Linked DNA regions of Homo sapiens: region 2 is linked to region 1. A link is a loop called in an ENCODE intact Hi-C map of the cell type or tissue named here. Cell type or tissue: PC-9. All regions are shown on one strand.

Region 1 (8,000 bases):
ATCTAATACCTTAAGTTATCTAATATTATACCTAATATCTAATCAGTTATCTAATACCTTAAGGGTACATGTAAGATTAAAAAGAAGGTCACTGTGACTTTGTTCGGCAGCCAAACTTGGCCAACCTTAACTTTTAAAAGACTGGAGCATAGTTCACTTAGGTCAGTATATAAAATCCATCTCATGTTAATCACAACCAAGATGAACCAGCATCCTCAGAGAAGATCCATAACTTGTCTGTCGTTTGAAACTAAGAGAACAAGATACAGGTAAGTGCCCCACTGCTTTGATAATTTGCTTTAAAGCAAATGGCCAACTTTAAATGGCAAACTAGGAATTTCCCAGTAAAAAGCAAGTTGATTTACCAGCAGTACTCCAAACTTCCTTTTGGAGGTTAAGTAAAACAGGGAGGTTCTTAGAAAAGGAAATCTGCCTTAAGTACTAGAAAATTCCAAACTCATAATTATTTTAAGTCAAGCCCTATTGCAGAATCAACAGTCTCCATTATGCACAAGGGACCACCCACCAGAAGAGCATCCAAAGATAATAATCTATGAGAAAGGAGACCACAAAAATGCGGATACTGAATTTCTGGCAGGACCTTGGAGCTTATGTTTAAAGAAGTGATTGTCCCTTAGATACCAAGGCCATTTCTCTAGCTTTATGCTGGCAAGTTTTCTATTTATTGATGCTTTATCTTTGTGTGACTCTTTTTGTTAACCCTTTCCAATGCAAGTATTTTGGTTCCCCTGCAGTATCAACAAAAAAAAAAAAAATACATATTTTTGAAAAGCTTTATTTTTATTTTTGTTGAAAAGCTTTATAAAAAGCTTCTAGATTAATAGAATAATAGGATTTTAGCACTGGAAGGAATCTAAAAATACCTAATCTAACTACCTTGAAAAGATCAACGAGGGATCTTGTCTGAGATACCAGATGATCATCCACGACTATCCATGAGATCCAGGTTTCCTGGGTCATGCTGAAGGCTGTTCAGAGGACAGATTCTCAGAGTTGACATTCTAGACCTGTGAAGGTTCCTTGTCAGGTTCTTGACTAGGTTTCTTTTCTCAGAATAAATGACATGTGCAACATCCCAAGGTAGGAAATGTTACAGAATACAAGCACATTTGTTTCTACTTTGTTATAAATCATATGCACACTTTGAAAATAGTTAAGGCTTAGTGCCTAGGATACATGCATTCTCAAGTAGCAGGAGCATTTTGGCTAATACTCAACTGGGAAAGAAAATCTGGCTGTGCCTGCAAAACTAATGATCTGTACATCTTCTGCATAAGTTGGTGTGCATTGTGAAGAGATAGTGCTATTGAGAACTTGGGAAGAGTAAGTTTTGAGGGCAGTTCCCTGGAGGAGAAACAGGAAGTACAGAGGTTTATATTTGTCTCCTTCTGCTTAGATCAACTAGACTAATGCATGAGCTTTCTGCAGGTAGAGGCCAAGAGGATTTTTTCACAAAAGCCTTTATAAAATTTGGGCTAACTGTGCTAACTTGAGGTCCAGAATTAGGGAAAATGGCTTTCTTTCATCTTATCTTCAGCATTGTGAAAGTTCAAGAGAACTCAGTGCATTTGGAGACTTGAGGGTTTTACAAGCCTTGGTAGCCAAAGGAGATGGCAGGCAGAAAAGCTGTTTTTCATAGAGTTGTTGGCAGCTGTGAAGTGTCCACTCAACTAAGCTTGAAGCATGCAGGGGAGGAAAAAAATGTCTTTTCTTTCAATCTTAAGGTCATAGCTGAAACTCCCATAAGAAAAGACAGATTAACAAGTGAGAAGCATATAGATTTACTTAATAGAAGCTTTCTGTGACATTGGAGACTTCAGAGATGAAAACACAAAGAAACAGGGAAACATAAGGTTTGATGAAGAGTGGACAGTCATGGAGAAATATGATAAGACAGAAGGGTATGGGAAAAAACTAAGGGCATCATAGCAAGGCCTGTTTGTTCAGATTCTCCTCTGTCTTCAGGATAAGGATGCACGTTTCCTCTGGGTATAGGGAGGGCACCCTCTATTGAGGGTCTTATGACCTGCTTTAGGGAAGAAAAAGGATGAAAGGAAGGCGAGAGTGGCCTTCCTGCTTCTGCTATTTCCTCAAAAGCTGAGTTGCCATATTTTGGAATAGTGTGTCCTGAACCCATCAGGAAGCCAGCATCTAGAGTCCCTGTGGCCTTGTGGGAGATCTGTCCTTGGGGCAGAGCACCAGGGGATTTGGGAAGGAGAGGGCTCTAAGGCCAGCCTACATTATACACTTGGGGATGAGGTGCCAGCAGCACTGGAACAGTCATATCTATGGGTTCCTATTTTTAGCCACAGACTACAGAATTCTGGGAAAGTTTTGGTTATACTTGGCAATATTAAGATTTAAACTCCACAAAGGAGTTTTAAAATACTTTACCCAAACAAAAGAGAAATTTTAACTTTCTGCAAGTCACGATTCATGTACTGTTGTTAAGCAACCACTAAAAAAGAAAAAAAGAAATAAAGGGAAAAACCCACTGAATTTAAAACTAAGTATCTTAATGAAAACAGTCTACGGAAGGTGTGTTTTGTCTGCTTTCATGTGTTCGTTCTGTAGAGCAAATAACCTGCGGTTAATGTTCCTCTTCTCATTTGGATGCTAAGACACCCTCCCCATCAACAAACACCAAAAGCTTTGTACTAAAGGCAACATGGCCTGTCTATAGTGTTTATAGCACAGGACATTAATTAAAATATAGAGAAACATTGCTTCACCCAACCAATACAAGAACATTAAATTCCAGCAATTCAGAACAACATCACTTTAAATAGTATATGCAAATTAAGGATATTGTGTGTTTTTATTTTAATTGCAAGAGGTAGAGTCTTTTGGTAAAGTGACATTTTGAAATGGTTCTTCTGTTAAATGCTCAAGAGATTTCTTTTCAAAGTGAATAATCATGCTTTGCCCAGGTGGTGAATCTCTACACCCACTAGACTTTTATATACTCCGTTGTTTTTGCCCACTCACTCAGCCACCCACCTACCTGGAGTGGCTCTTCCTCCAAATATTCATGACACCCCGTGGGGCACTGAGAGGTTATTATGGCCATCCTTGGCCTCGCCTCCCAAATGAAGAACGTTCCCGGCTGAATTGCTCTTTCCGTATTTCCATCTACAGCTCATGCTTATTAGAGTGCACACCGTGCCCTCAGTATTACATCAATTTCTGGAGCTGTGTGTGATCTGGAGGTGGCTGACTGGGTATCTGTCATGTGATATGTCTAAGTGTTTCAACCCCGATGGCAGTCTTCCAGCAGCTGGGATTAACTTTCACATTTTGAAGATCAGTTTTCAAAGGTGGAAACCATGGGTGTGCCCACAGCACTACCACATTTCTCATGCTCATAGAAACCCGGGCTTGCCTAAGCCATAAACCCTAACAGTAATGAAAATGCCACACATTCCAAGCCTGTCATCATTCCCCAGCTTTGATTATGCAATTGTAGCCTATGACTGGCCTCAACCATCCTGTCCATCAAAGGACTACTACCCACCATACTTTGAGTAGCCACATGCATCTCTACCTCCCTTTTGGCTTTCGGTCACATTATCAGTTGAACTAAAATGTTCTTCCCAGCTTCTATGTACCCACATTCCATGGTCCCTTCAAGCCCTAATTCCAGATCTACTTCCTCTGTGAGTTCTCTCCTAAATATGCCACCCACCGGGGTCCCACCTTCCTAGAACTTCCTCGCACTTACTTTCTCGATGCAGAGTTGCCTACATTCCCATTTTGCTTGATTACTTGTTTATTTTTCACTCTTGCACTTTTATGTAGCCTTTCTTGTGATTATGGTTTATGTTCACTGTTGTAAAACAGTTGGTTTATGTTTTACTCTTCAGGTTTTGCTAATTACCTTATCTCATTCTGTTAATCAGAACACTTAGTACGGATTTGGGCACAGAGTAGGTGGTCAGTGAACATAGTTCACTGGAAAGACAGTCTCTGTATTTCCACTAGGAGGCTAGAAAGAAAAAACAAAATCTAGATGTTCCTTTTGTAAAATTTGTTGATTCCTCAGAATTAATTGCTACTTTAATATCACACGACACAAATGGATCAAATTCATTTAATCCTAATCTAGTAATTAATTCCTCCAGCAAATAATGTGCCAAGTATGACATTACTGAAATGCAGAGTTTTGATGATAGAGTGCACATCCCAGTTTTTACTTCTCGTAATCATAAACAGTTGCTTAACTGTTTTAAGCCACAGTTTTTCTCCCTCTCCATCTCTCTCTTTCTGTTTGTGTATTTACTAGAAATTTAAATTATCCGATAAAGATATAAATCATAGCGTTTTAAAAATAGCATTTTACAAACAACAAAGAAACATTTTTTGAATCAATTTTCTACACTAGGCTTTATGGAGGTACAAACATGAGAATTTAAAAAATTAGTGAATTCAAGGAAATTCTTGTGAATTAAGAATTTTTTTTATTATACTTTAAGTTTTAGGGTACATGTGCACAACGTGGACACAGGAAGAATTTTTTATCTTTGCCTTCTTACAGCATATTCTTGTGTTTGCTTGTAAGTGTTTTTGTTATAACCCATGCACATTAATGCTGCCTCCAATGCCATTTTTTCACTTCCAGGAAAGCAACTTAATTCATTGATAGCTATTGTTGCTAACCCTTGTGTTCTAAAAATGCATAGGTCTGATAGGAGTTTAACTTTGCACAATTGTTTGGAAAAACTGTCTGTCAGTATCTAGTAAAGCAAACCTATGGCTTAATAATTACACTTTTAGGTATACGCTAAGCAGAAATGCACACATATATTCACCAAAAAACATGTTTGTGGCAGCTTTATTCGTAATACTTTAAACTGAAAATTACCCAAATGCCAATCAACAGTAGAATGGATAAATAAATTGTGGCAGTTTCATATAAGAGAAACCTACACATCACTGAGAATAAAGAAACTACATATCCATCAGCAGCATGGATGAAGTTCACAAAGATAATGTTGGACAGAAGAAGGCAGACACAAAAGACAGTGTACTGTAGGATTACTTACATAAAATAATTTGAGATAAAGGCAACATTTCCCAGGCCCTAGAAAGTTCCTCTTGGTGAGTAAGGGCATAGTGATAGAAGAGAGGCACAAGAAGGTTTCTGGGTTGCTGGTAATATTCTGTTTCTTGATTTGGGTGCTGGTTTCAACTGTGCAAATTCACTGAGCACTTTCCTGTATGTATATTATATTTGAATACAGTTTTGTTTTTTTTTTTAAATCTTCCAGTCTGTCTGGACACTGTATGTTCTGGAATCACTCAGCACTCACTGGCAGGCCACTGGCAATTCCTTTGCTCCTCTTCCATCATGCTGGCATCTCAGCCACTGATCTGACTCTTGCCATGCCTACCTTTTCTTAAGACTCCAAACAGGAGGAAATGGCTGGTTGTCTCTCTCTGATTGTCCCAGTAGATTATTTTGAATTCACTTCTTGACTTCTATTAGCATCAATTCCAGGATTGTTTAGTTTGTGCTTCATTCTTTTCTCCATTTGCTAATTTTTTACAGTAATTTATCTTCTTCAGTTGCTCCTCTTTCTTTCATATCCTTGACTGTTGTGAGATGCCTCTCATCTTTTGCTTTACTTGCATTTTTCTTTTCTTTGGATTGTTACCTTTCCATTTGCCATCATTTCTCTGGTGACCAAGAGTGTTCTATGTATCTGCTGTGTGAATGGCACCATGAGGTGTCAGAGGTGGTCCAACTAGCAGCTGAAGACGTTCGGCTTAAGGAGTGTGTCATCTCCTCATCTAGCAGGGTACATGAACTACTATTTCTGCATTTCTGTGCTTGGATTCCTCTTTATCACATCTGGAGCTATTAAGTATGGTGTAACTGACATTAAAATGCTGGATTTTTTATCTTTGCCTTCTTAAGCACGTTAAAATGCTGCTTAGAACTGTATTTGTAGCCAGCATATGGCAGCCCAATGTGCAGAGCCTCCTTCTCCTGGGAAAGGCATCCAGGCAGATAGATACTTCTATCATCCTGCTTAGTCTTGTTCATCATTATTATCCCTTGAGCACATCCTAATCTGTCTTTCTTATACAATTAATTTAAAACATGGCAATGTCTCAACTAATTTTGTTATTATATTTCAAGAAACAACTATATTTACCAAAATATAGTATGTAAAAATCTTTCCTCATAATGACAGTAAGGGATTATAACCCATTGAATAACATAAGAATGTATGGACCCGCAGAGTTAACACATATACCTATACATAAGTACATGAAAGGAGAGAGAGAAAGTTCTTCCCCATGGGAGGACACCACATAATAAATATAAAAAGAATAATGGAGGTAGAAAAAAAATCAGTGTTTCTAAAGAAATAGAAAAACATTTCACGCTCACGGAGAGGAATCAATATCATTAAAATGGCCATACTGCCCAAAGCAGTTTGTAGATTTAATGCTATTCCTATCAAAACTACCAATGACATTCTTCACAGAACTAGGAAAACTATTTTAAAATTCATATGGAACCAAAAACAGCCTAAATAGCCAAGGCAATCTTAAGCAAAAAGAACAAACCTGGAGGCCTTGAAATACCTGACTTCAAACTATGCTACAGGCCTACAGTAACCAGAACAGTATGGTGCTGATACAAAAACAGACACATAGACTACTGGAACAGGATAGAGAGCCCAGAAATAAGACTGCATACCTCCAACTATCTGATCTTCAACAAAGCTGACAAATACAAGCAATGGAGAAAGGACTCCCTATTCAACAAATGATCCTGGTTAGTAAAACTGGCTAGCCATATGCAGAAGACTGAAACTGGATGCCCCTTCCTTACACCATATACAAAAATCAACACAAGATGGATTAAAGACTTAAATGTAAAACCCAGAACTATAAAAACCCTAGAAGACAACCTATGCAATACCATCCTGGACATAGGAACTGGCAAAGATTTCATGTTGAAGACACCAAAAGCAATTGCAACAAAAGCAAAAATTGACACATGGGATCTAGTTAAACTAAAGAGCTTCTACACGACAAAAGAAACTATCAACAGAATAAACAGACAACCTTCGGAACAAAAAAAAAGTTTGCAAACTATGCATCTGACAAAGGTCTAATATCCAGCGTCTATAAAGAACTTAAACAAATTTACAAGAAAAAAATCACCTCATAAAAAGTGGGCAAAGGACATGAACAGACACTTTTCAACAGAAGACATACATGCAGTCAACAAGCACGTGAAAAAAATCTCAACATCACTGATTATTAGAAAAATGTAAATTAAAACTACAGTGAGATACCGTCTCACACCAGTCAGAATGGCTGTTATTAAAAAGTCAAAAGATAACAGATGCTGGTGAGGTTACAGAGAAAAGGGAATGCTTAGACACTGTTGGTGGGAGAGTAAATTAGTTCAACCATTGTGGAAAGCAGTGTGGTGATTCCCCAAAGAACTAAAAACAAAACTACCATTTGACCCAGCAATCCCATTACTGGGTATATACCCAGAGGAATATAAATTATTCTACCATAAAGACACATGCAAGCAAATGTTCACTGAAGCACTATTCACATTAGTGAAGACATGGAATCAGTCTAAATGCCCTTCAGTGGTAGACTGGATAAGACAAAAATGTGGTAAATATAAACCATGGAATACCATACAGCTATAAAAAAGAATGAGATCCTGTCCTTTACAGGAACATGGATGGAGCTGGAGGCCATTATCCTTAGGACACTAACACAGGAACAGAAAACCAAATACTGCATGTTCTCACTTATAAGTGGGAGTTAAATGATAAGAATCCATAGATACATAGAGAGGAACAACAGACACTGGGGCCTACCTGAGGGTGGAGGAAAAGGATCAGAAAAAATAACTAATGGGTACTAGCCTGAATACCTAAGTGATAAAATAATCTGTACAACAAACATCCATGACAGTTGTTTACTATATAACAAACCTG
Region 2 (8,000 bases), 1.2 Mb after region 1:
GATCCACTAGCCAATAATTCTTATAATCTTATCCCATAGAACATACACATAGTTATTTGTGCCTTCTCTCTCTAAGACTACATTAATGATTTAACCCAACAATCCTATTTCCAGAAGAAAGCTATTATCTCAAGTTTTCTTGCTACCAGAAAACTGAAAATCCTGATAAGAACCAACTGAAAGTTTATACATATGTAGAATCTGAAATTTTGTTTACATGAACATACTTTGGAAAATTATAAATCATTTTAGAGAATTCAGAAAATAGTAACACTGAGAAAAACCTGTGCATGCATTTTGTAATCATGGAAGAGTCAAAATTCTACAGGTAGAAAACAGGCTGAAAATACTACTCATCTGCAAACACATGCTAGCCTTCATGAAGAAGAAAGGATGACTTCAAGGGCAGAGCCTTCAGCCCAGAGGGCAAAGCTGCGAAACAGAGGATTATTCCCAAGCCTTGAAACCTAATGTTGTTTGCCCTGCTGGATTTCAAATTCACTTGAAACTGATGACTCCTTTTTTCCTTTCATTTTGTCCCCTTCTGAACTGGAATGTCTATATCTGTTATCCTATGCCTGTCCCACCACTGTATTTGGAGAGCAAATAACTTGCTTCTTTAGTTGAGTTCACAACTTCCCAGATGGAGGTGAATTGTGCCTCAGGATGAGTTATACCCAAAGCCTTACCCAAACCTGATGAGATTTGGGACTTTTGAGCTGATGAAATTTAGATTAGATTTTGGACATTGAGTTGATGCTGTAATGGATTGAGATCTTTGGAGATGGAATGAGATTAATGTATTTTACATGTGGACAGAAGTAAAGATTTGGGGGGCAGAGGTGGACTGTGGATAGCAGAATAAAAACCCCCAAAGATGTCCACATCCTAACCCCTAAAACCTGTGGATAATGTTACCTTATATGGCAAAAGTGACTTTACAGAGAGGATTATGTTAAGGATCTTGAGACGAAGAAATTACCCAGATTATCTTGATGGACCCAACATAATCATAGGGGTTAGAGCAGCAATGGGAAGTGAATACAGGTGCCCACCAAGGACATATGTTAAAAATACCCTATCTGAGAGGTTAATGTTAAATAATAGTGCAACATCAATTGATTTCTCAGTATGAGTCATGTTTTTTTCACAGAACCTACTTTAAGCACTAAAGCATTAAAGCTTAATGAAATACTCTGGGTGCATAAGGTTAATTAATAGATTGCATCTGTGTAGAGAGCCTGCATGTATCTGAGACTGCAGTTTTCCACTCCAAGCCAATTCTTGGTAGCTTACCAGCGCCATGCTGCCTCTAGAAGGAGGCTAATTACAACACTGGACATCTCTATCCAAGGGGTTGAAATCTAACATCCAAGAACAAAGAGGAATCAGAAGCCAGTTCAGCATGGAATCCCTGTTAAGGCCTCCTCGGAAAACAGGGCAGTAGTGGATCTTTCTCTCCTAGCCAGAACACCAAAGCCATCAAAGCAGGGGAGATGGGTGCCTGAATAAAGTAACTTTGCTTTTTCTTACAGTGCTGGAGAGGAACATGGCATTCATTTGGATATTCTTCTCACTCTAAGCAGAAGGTCCTGGTAATAAACATCTAGAAACTGTCCACTATAAATTGTTTGGTTTCTTTTCTCCTGTTTCATGAGGGCATGGTGATATTATACTCTTGGAATTCCTCTTTTCATCTGCTTCCTTTCTACTGACAGTTCATAAAGAATGGGCCACACTAGAAATAAAGTCTAAGCAGTTATTTCTTAAAATGGCCTGGGAATTTGGGCTCCATGTACCTTGGTGTGGATACCAGAGAGAATTTTTTTTTTAACGGTGGTCATTTCCATGCCCCGGGCTGCACCCAGATTCCTATGTGGTTCTTTGAGATCTGAGCTAATAACTTAGGAAGTCGTAGGAGAAAGGTTCATTAACCAGATGCAAAAATTGCATAAGGGGCTTTTCCTGCCTGTTTGCTGTTCTTAATAATAAAAATGGTTGCCATTTATAGGTTTATACAAAGGGCCAAAATCTATGTGCACTTTATATACATATTCTTGTTAAACCCTCCCCCAAAACATTGCACAGTAGATATCAATACCTCTGCTTTATGATTTAAAAATATGAGATTTAGGGCCGGGCGTGGTGGCTCACGCCTGTAATCCCAGCACTTTGGGAGGCCGAGGCAGGCAGATCACGAGGTCAGGAGATCGAGACCATCCTGGGTAACATTGTGAAACCCCATCTCTACTAAAAATACAAAAAATTAGCCAGGCATGGTGGGGGGCACCTGTAGTCCCAGCTACTCGGGAGGCTGAGGCAGGAGAATGGTGTGAACCCGGGAGGTAGAGCTTGCAGTGAGCCGCGATCGCGCCACTGAACTCCAGCCTGGGCGACAGAGCAAGACTCTGACTCAAAAAAAAAAAAAAAAAAAAAAAAATGAGATTTAGAAACTTTAATTTGTGCCTGATCCGTACTAAAAAGACAGAGGCAGGATTAGAACACTGGTCTCTAAGCCCAGAACCTACATTCACAACTACTATTTACTACTGCTTCACTAGTTTATTTATGTGGTGAGAAGCAAATGTTAAGTTTTGAATTAAAATTATTCAATAGCACAGTATTTTATTATGTTAATTGAAGAAAATTTTTCTTCATGATTTCTGTGAACCTGTGACCTTTCTCTGCATCCAGAGCTCTGAAGGACTTTGGGTATGTTTATGCTATAAGCAATCATTATAGATTATGAGCTAAGTCTACCCACCAGACCAGACGAAGACAACACAGGCTTCAGGAAGAGATATTAGACATTGCAGGAAGAGATATTCAGGAAGAGATATTAGATATTAGAACGTGGCCTGTGTACATCCCTAGTCTCTGAGGACTGAACACTGAAGCCCCTAGATTTGTTAAGGGTTTGAAAGCAGAAAATGCCTTTGTTCCCAAATAGAACCTGTGGAAGTGGCAAATGTCCTAGAGAAGTGTTCCAGGACCTTCCATGACAAACATAGTGTTGGAGCAATACAGCGGAAATGGCCACAAGGGCAGAGCTGAGAAAGCCAGAGTGAAAGCCTCTGAATGTTTCCCCATCCCTAGGGAGGTTTGACAGAGCTAGGGAGAGGCAGATCTGGGGAGGTTTTACGGATGGTCGTCAGACAATGTGGCTGTTATTTGCAAGGACAAACCTACCCAAGAGAAGGTGAAGGTTGTCTGACTAGATATCTGACTCAGGAGGTGACAACCAAGGACCAGCCCCTGACTCACCAGCACCACCTCTCACTCACTTTCACTTAGCAATTCTGCTGGCAGATGAGGTGGGAAAAATCCAGAATTGACCAAGATGATCTTGAATTAATTTTTTGACTCAGTGCAATGTGAGGTTACTCTGAATTAATTGATATTTGGTTTCTGACATCTAGTAAAATAAAACTTCAAACTAGAAATTAAATTCAATTATGGGGAAAGGTGATATTTTCTTGCAAATTTAGTTTGCAACCTAAGAAATACACATTAGCCATAAATGGTGGTAAACTACATCATAAATATATATTGTAAGAATATAGTGTCTCTACTTTTTCATTTTCACTTTTAAAGGTAAATTTAAAACATTCACAAAGGGAGAATAAATAGCATAATGAACTCCAGCTCCAACAATTACCAGATGTTGTCAATCTTGTTTCTTCTATTATCTTCCCACCTCTCTCCACACACGCACACATACTTTCAATTCCCATATTTATATTTAATAGAAAAGGGATTTTAGAAGATATCATTATTTATTTTTTATTTTTTTTTTTTTTGTGGAGATGGAGTCTTGCCATGTTACCCAGGCTGGTCTCAGACTCCTGGGCTCAGGCAGTCCTCCCACTGTGGCCTCCCAAAGTGCTGGGATTACAGGCATGAGCCACAATGCCCAGCCCCAAGATATCATTATGACACCGAAAAAGATTAAGAGTAATCCCATAATATGATATAAGATTGTCTTCCTGTTCAAATTTCCCTAGTTGTCTCACCAGCATCTTCTTATCACTCTTTGCTTGAATCATAATCCAAACACGGTCCACCAATTGTATTTGGAAGTCTCTTAGGTCCCTTTATTGTGTAACACTTTACCCTCTAAGATCTGTGATTCTTAAATCTCTAATGCACGTGGAATCATGTCTGTGAACTGAGCTAAAAAAAAATGTGAACTGAGCTCCACAAAAAAATAAAAATAACAAGTAAAAAATACATAATGATATCTTGGTAATGCTAAAATCCCTTTTCTATTAAAGATACATATGGGAATTTTTGCCTGAAATTATATGTCTAAGGCTGGGCACAAAATTCACAAGTCTGCAAGCTGATTTATAAGTACCACGCTAACTCATTGCGCCACTGAAGCCAGCACAGCTGATTTAAATGTGGGCTACAAGCAGTGTTTCCCCACCAGAGGAAAGAATTCCTCAGACAGGGATCTGGCTCCCTCTAGTGCTTTTTCAGATTATAACAGCCTCTGATTCTCAAACCAATTTAGAAATAGAAAAATAATCCCATTGTAAATAGTTCCATGATATATGCCCTTTTAGCTGCGTATTTCTTATGTCATACCACTCAACAATAAGGAAGGAATTATTTCATTATCTTTGATAATGAAAGATAACGATTACTGAATATCAAGTCCAGAGTCAGAAGCTACATGTTTATTCCTCAGTCTGTGGAAGAAGATGTCACAGTCCACCATTCAAAGTAACATCATCATATAGGAGTGCAAAGGCTTCTTTAAAACAACAACAGCAACAACATCAAAGTAACATCATCATCTCTACCAGAAGTCTTGCTGCTGTTTCCAAGGTACTCCTACTGTTTTAATAGCTCCTTTATTTCAAACTGCCACTTTTTCATTTTACTCATCCCTGCATTTGGGTTAGAATTGGGAGTAGACAGAGGTTCCTCTAAAAGCAATAAATTCTTACCGTTGTTTCTGATATGGCATCGAATGGATAAAAATAGAACAGAAGAGAGGGACAGGCACGATGGCTCACGCCTGTAATCCCAGCGCTTTGGGAGGCCGAGCTGGGCGGATCACTTGAGCCCAGGAGTTCCAGACCAGCCTGCCCAACATGGCAAAACCCTGTTCTACAAAAAAATAGAAAAATGAGCCTCTAGTTCCAGCTACTCGGGAGGCTGAGGTAGGAGAATCGCTTGAGCCCGGGAGGGCGAGGCTGCACCGAGATTGCACCACTGCAACCGAGATTGCACCACTGCACTCCACCCTGGATGACAGAGTGAGACCGTGTCTCAAAAAAAAAAAAAGTAAAAAAGATGAGAGGCAAAATGAAAGAAAAACATACACACAGTTTGTAATAATCCTTAGGACCAGGCCTTGGCACCAGGTAGCAAGAAAAGGGAAGCATAGAAAGTGTTACAAATAATTGACATCTGCTAAATTAATGTACTTTAAAATAATAATTGATTGTACAAAGTATTATAAATGGTATTTTAAAAAAGAAAGCAAGGGCAAGAAAACATACACCCAATCTAGGAAGGCTTGTTTACCATGAATAACCTCTTCATCTCTGAGTATATAGAAATGCATAGTTTTATAGACACTTTTGTGTATTTATGTTTTAAAACTATAGCTACTCTGCCACAAGCCATTTTTAAAAGGTGCATTCCTGAAAGAAGAAATAAAGCTGAATTGAAGAGTGGGGCCAGGTGTAAATTAGTTTCATCTAATGAACACACCCTAAGTCCCTTATATAGGAATTCTCAGGATAGCAATAACATAGCTCTTCAACACTGGTCTCTTGCACGTGTAAGAAATTTTTTCAGCTGTGTCAAAAGAATGCCAAATTTAGGAAAACATTGCCACCTTTGAATTCTTCACCAAAAGCTAAGGTTCAGCAACAAAATCCAATACAGTTCTGATTGATTGTGAATTCAATGCAGCCCAGCTCAAACCTGATTTGACTGTGGATAGTGTTGATTTACTCCTCAGTCTCCAGTGAATCCCGAGGTTTTCTTCTAGGAATGACATAAATAGGACCCATAGATAACTGTTTATAGTATTTACATCATTCTCTATCAGGATGACCTTGGCTACAACTGGACAGCTCAGATCTCAGGAAATGTACCAGTGTCAGATTGTTTTATTTTTGCAATTATATGTTGGGGAGATGAGAGCAAGACAGTAAATATTCCCACTACAAATCATTCTGAGGCTGGAATGAGAAATTTCCTCCATATCTGGGCCAAAAAAAAAAAAGACCACAGGAGTAGAGCTAGAAGACTGCCTGAGATGGGCAAGGGTGATTTGCACCATCGTATCTCTGAATTACCCTTCCACCTTGTGCCACATCACCACCACCTCCCTAGCTAATGGCAGTGACCAAGAGGACAGAGTCCCCTTGTCTAGGGAACACAGGTAAGTACCTGGCCACAGGAGAACAGCAAGAGGGACAGGGATGATCTTTTAGAAACTAAGAGAGGCTGGGCACAGTGGTTCACCTGTAATCCCAGGACTTTGGGAGGCCGAGGCAGGTGGATCACCTGAGATCAGGAGTTCAAGACCAGCCTGGCCAACATGGTGAGCTCCCATCTCTACTAAAAACACAAAAAAATTAGCCAGACATGGTGGCGTGCACCTGCAGTCCCAGCTACATGGGAGGCTGAGACAGGAGAATCACTTGAACCCAGGAGGTGGAGGTTGCAATGAGCCGAGATTGTGCTACTGCACTCCAGCCTGGGCAACAGAGCAAGACTCCATCCCAAAAAAATAAAAAAATAGGAAATAGGAGAGTCTGGTCCGTCCACAAATTCATACAGAAAGAATTTCTGACTCATCTTCTCTGGCATTATTGGGTCACCTTAGAGAAATGGCTGTATGTATTGTTGATTGTTGACAGTTGTATCCTATAAAGTTTTCAAGAACAACGAGTCCACAAATATTAAACCATCACTCCTGACAGAAATACAAGATTAGTTTCCCACAAGCCTCTGGTCATATTTTCATTAATCAATCAATACATAGCCTTGTTTGGTGTGTGTTTCTGTTTAAAGACACCTTATTTAATATACACTGTTGATTCATTAGCAAAGAACTCACAGCCAACAGCACTGAAACTCATGCCTAGATGAAATGTATCTAATATATGTATTTTCTCTGTAAAGCACATCCCAGTCTTTTTACACTTAGGAACTCTAGAAAACACTTTAAACACTAAAAGGGTGGGAGGCTAAGGTAGGAGAATCGCTTGAGGTCAGGAGTCTAAGACCAACCTGGGCAACAAAGTGAGACCCCCATCTCTACAAAAAATAAAAAATAAATTAGCTGGGCATGGTGGCACACACCTATAGCTCTAGCAACTTAAGAGGCTGAGGCAGGAGGATCCCTTGAACCCAGGAATTCAAGCCTTTTTTAAAAGATGCATTCCTGAAAGAAATAAAGCCGAATTGAATTTGAGAGTGAGGCCGGGTGTAAATTAGTTTCATCTCAGGAACACATCCGAAGTCCCTTATATAGGAATTCTCAGGATAGCAGTAACAGCTCTTCAAGACTGGTCTCTTGCACATGTAAGAAATTTTTTCAGCTGTGTCAAGAGAATGCCAGATTCACACCTGGCCTCACTCTCAACTTCAATTCAGCTTTATTTCTTCTTTCAGGAATGTACCTTTTAAAAATGGCTTAAACTGTGCCAGGCACAGTGGCTCACACCTTTAATCCCAGCACTTTGGGAGGCCAAGGCGGGTGGATCACCTGAGGGCCTGGCCAACATGGTAAAACCCTGTCTCTACTAAAAATATAAAAATTAGCCGGGCATGGTGATGAGCACCTGTAATCCCAGCTACTCAGGAGGCTGAGGCAGGAGAACTGCTTGAACCTGGGAGGCAGAGGTTGCAGTGAGCCAAGATCGCACCATTGCACTCCAGCCTGGGCAACAAGAGTGAAACTCTGTCTCAAAAAAAAAAAAAAAAAAAAAAAGGCTTGAACTCCTGGGTTCAAGGGATCCTCCTGCCTC

Evidence for each region. A loop is a pair of places that touch in the nucleus more often than their neighbours do. Peaks named below come from ENCODE experiments on the same cell type or tissue, not always from the same donor. Only the 100,000 strongest peaks of a DNase experiment are listed, where the experiment ranks them.
Region 2: it touches region 1 in a loop (8-fold over the local background); 2 of 110 quality-filtered maps call a loop at or near these places.

Annotation. Positions count from the first base shown.
Region 1 is chr2:149,991,205-149,999,204 of GRCh38, forward strand. No RefSeq gene overlaps it. Among named protein-coding and RNA genes, the nearest start is that of LINC01931, 140 kb to the left of the region's middle. In PC-9, no CTCF peak of the experiment used is centred here; DNase peaks (open chromatin) are centred at 567 and 3,337; H3K27ac peaks cover 1,769 bases.
Region 2 is chr2:151,234,585-151,242,584 of GRCh38, forward strand. No RefSeq gene overlaps it. Among named protein-coding and RNA genes, the nearest start is that of RBM43, 23 kb to the right of the region's middle. In PC-9, a CTCF peak has its summit at 4,444 (motif pointing left); DNase peaks (open chromatin) are centred at 3,237 and 4,427.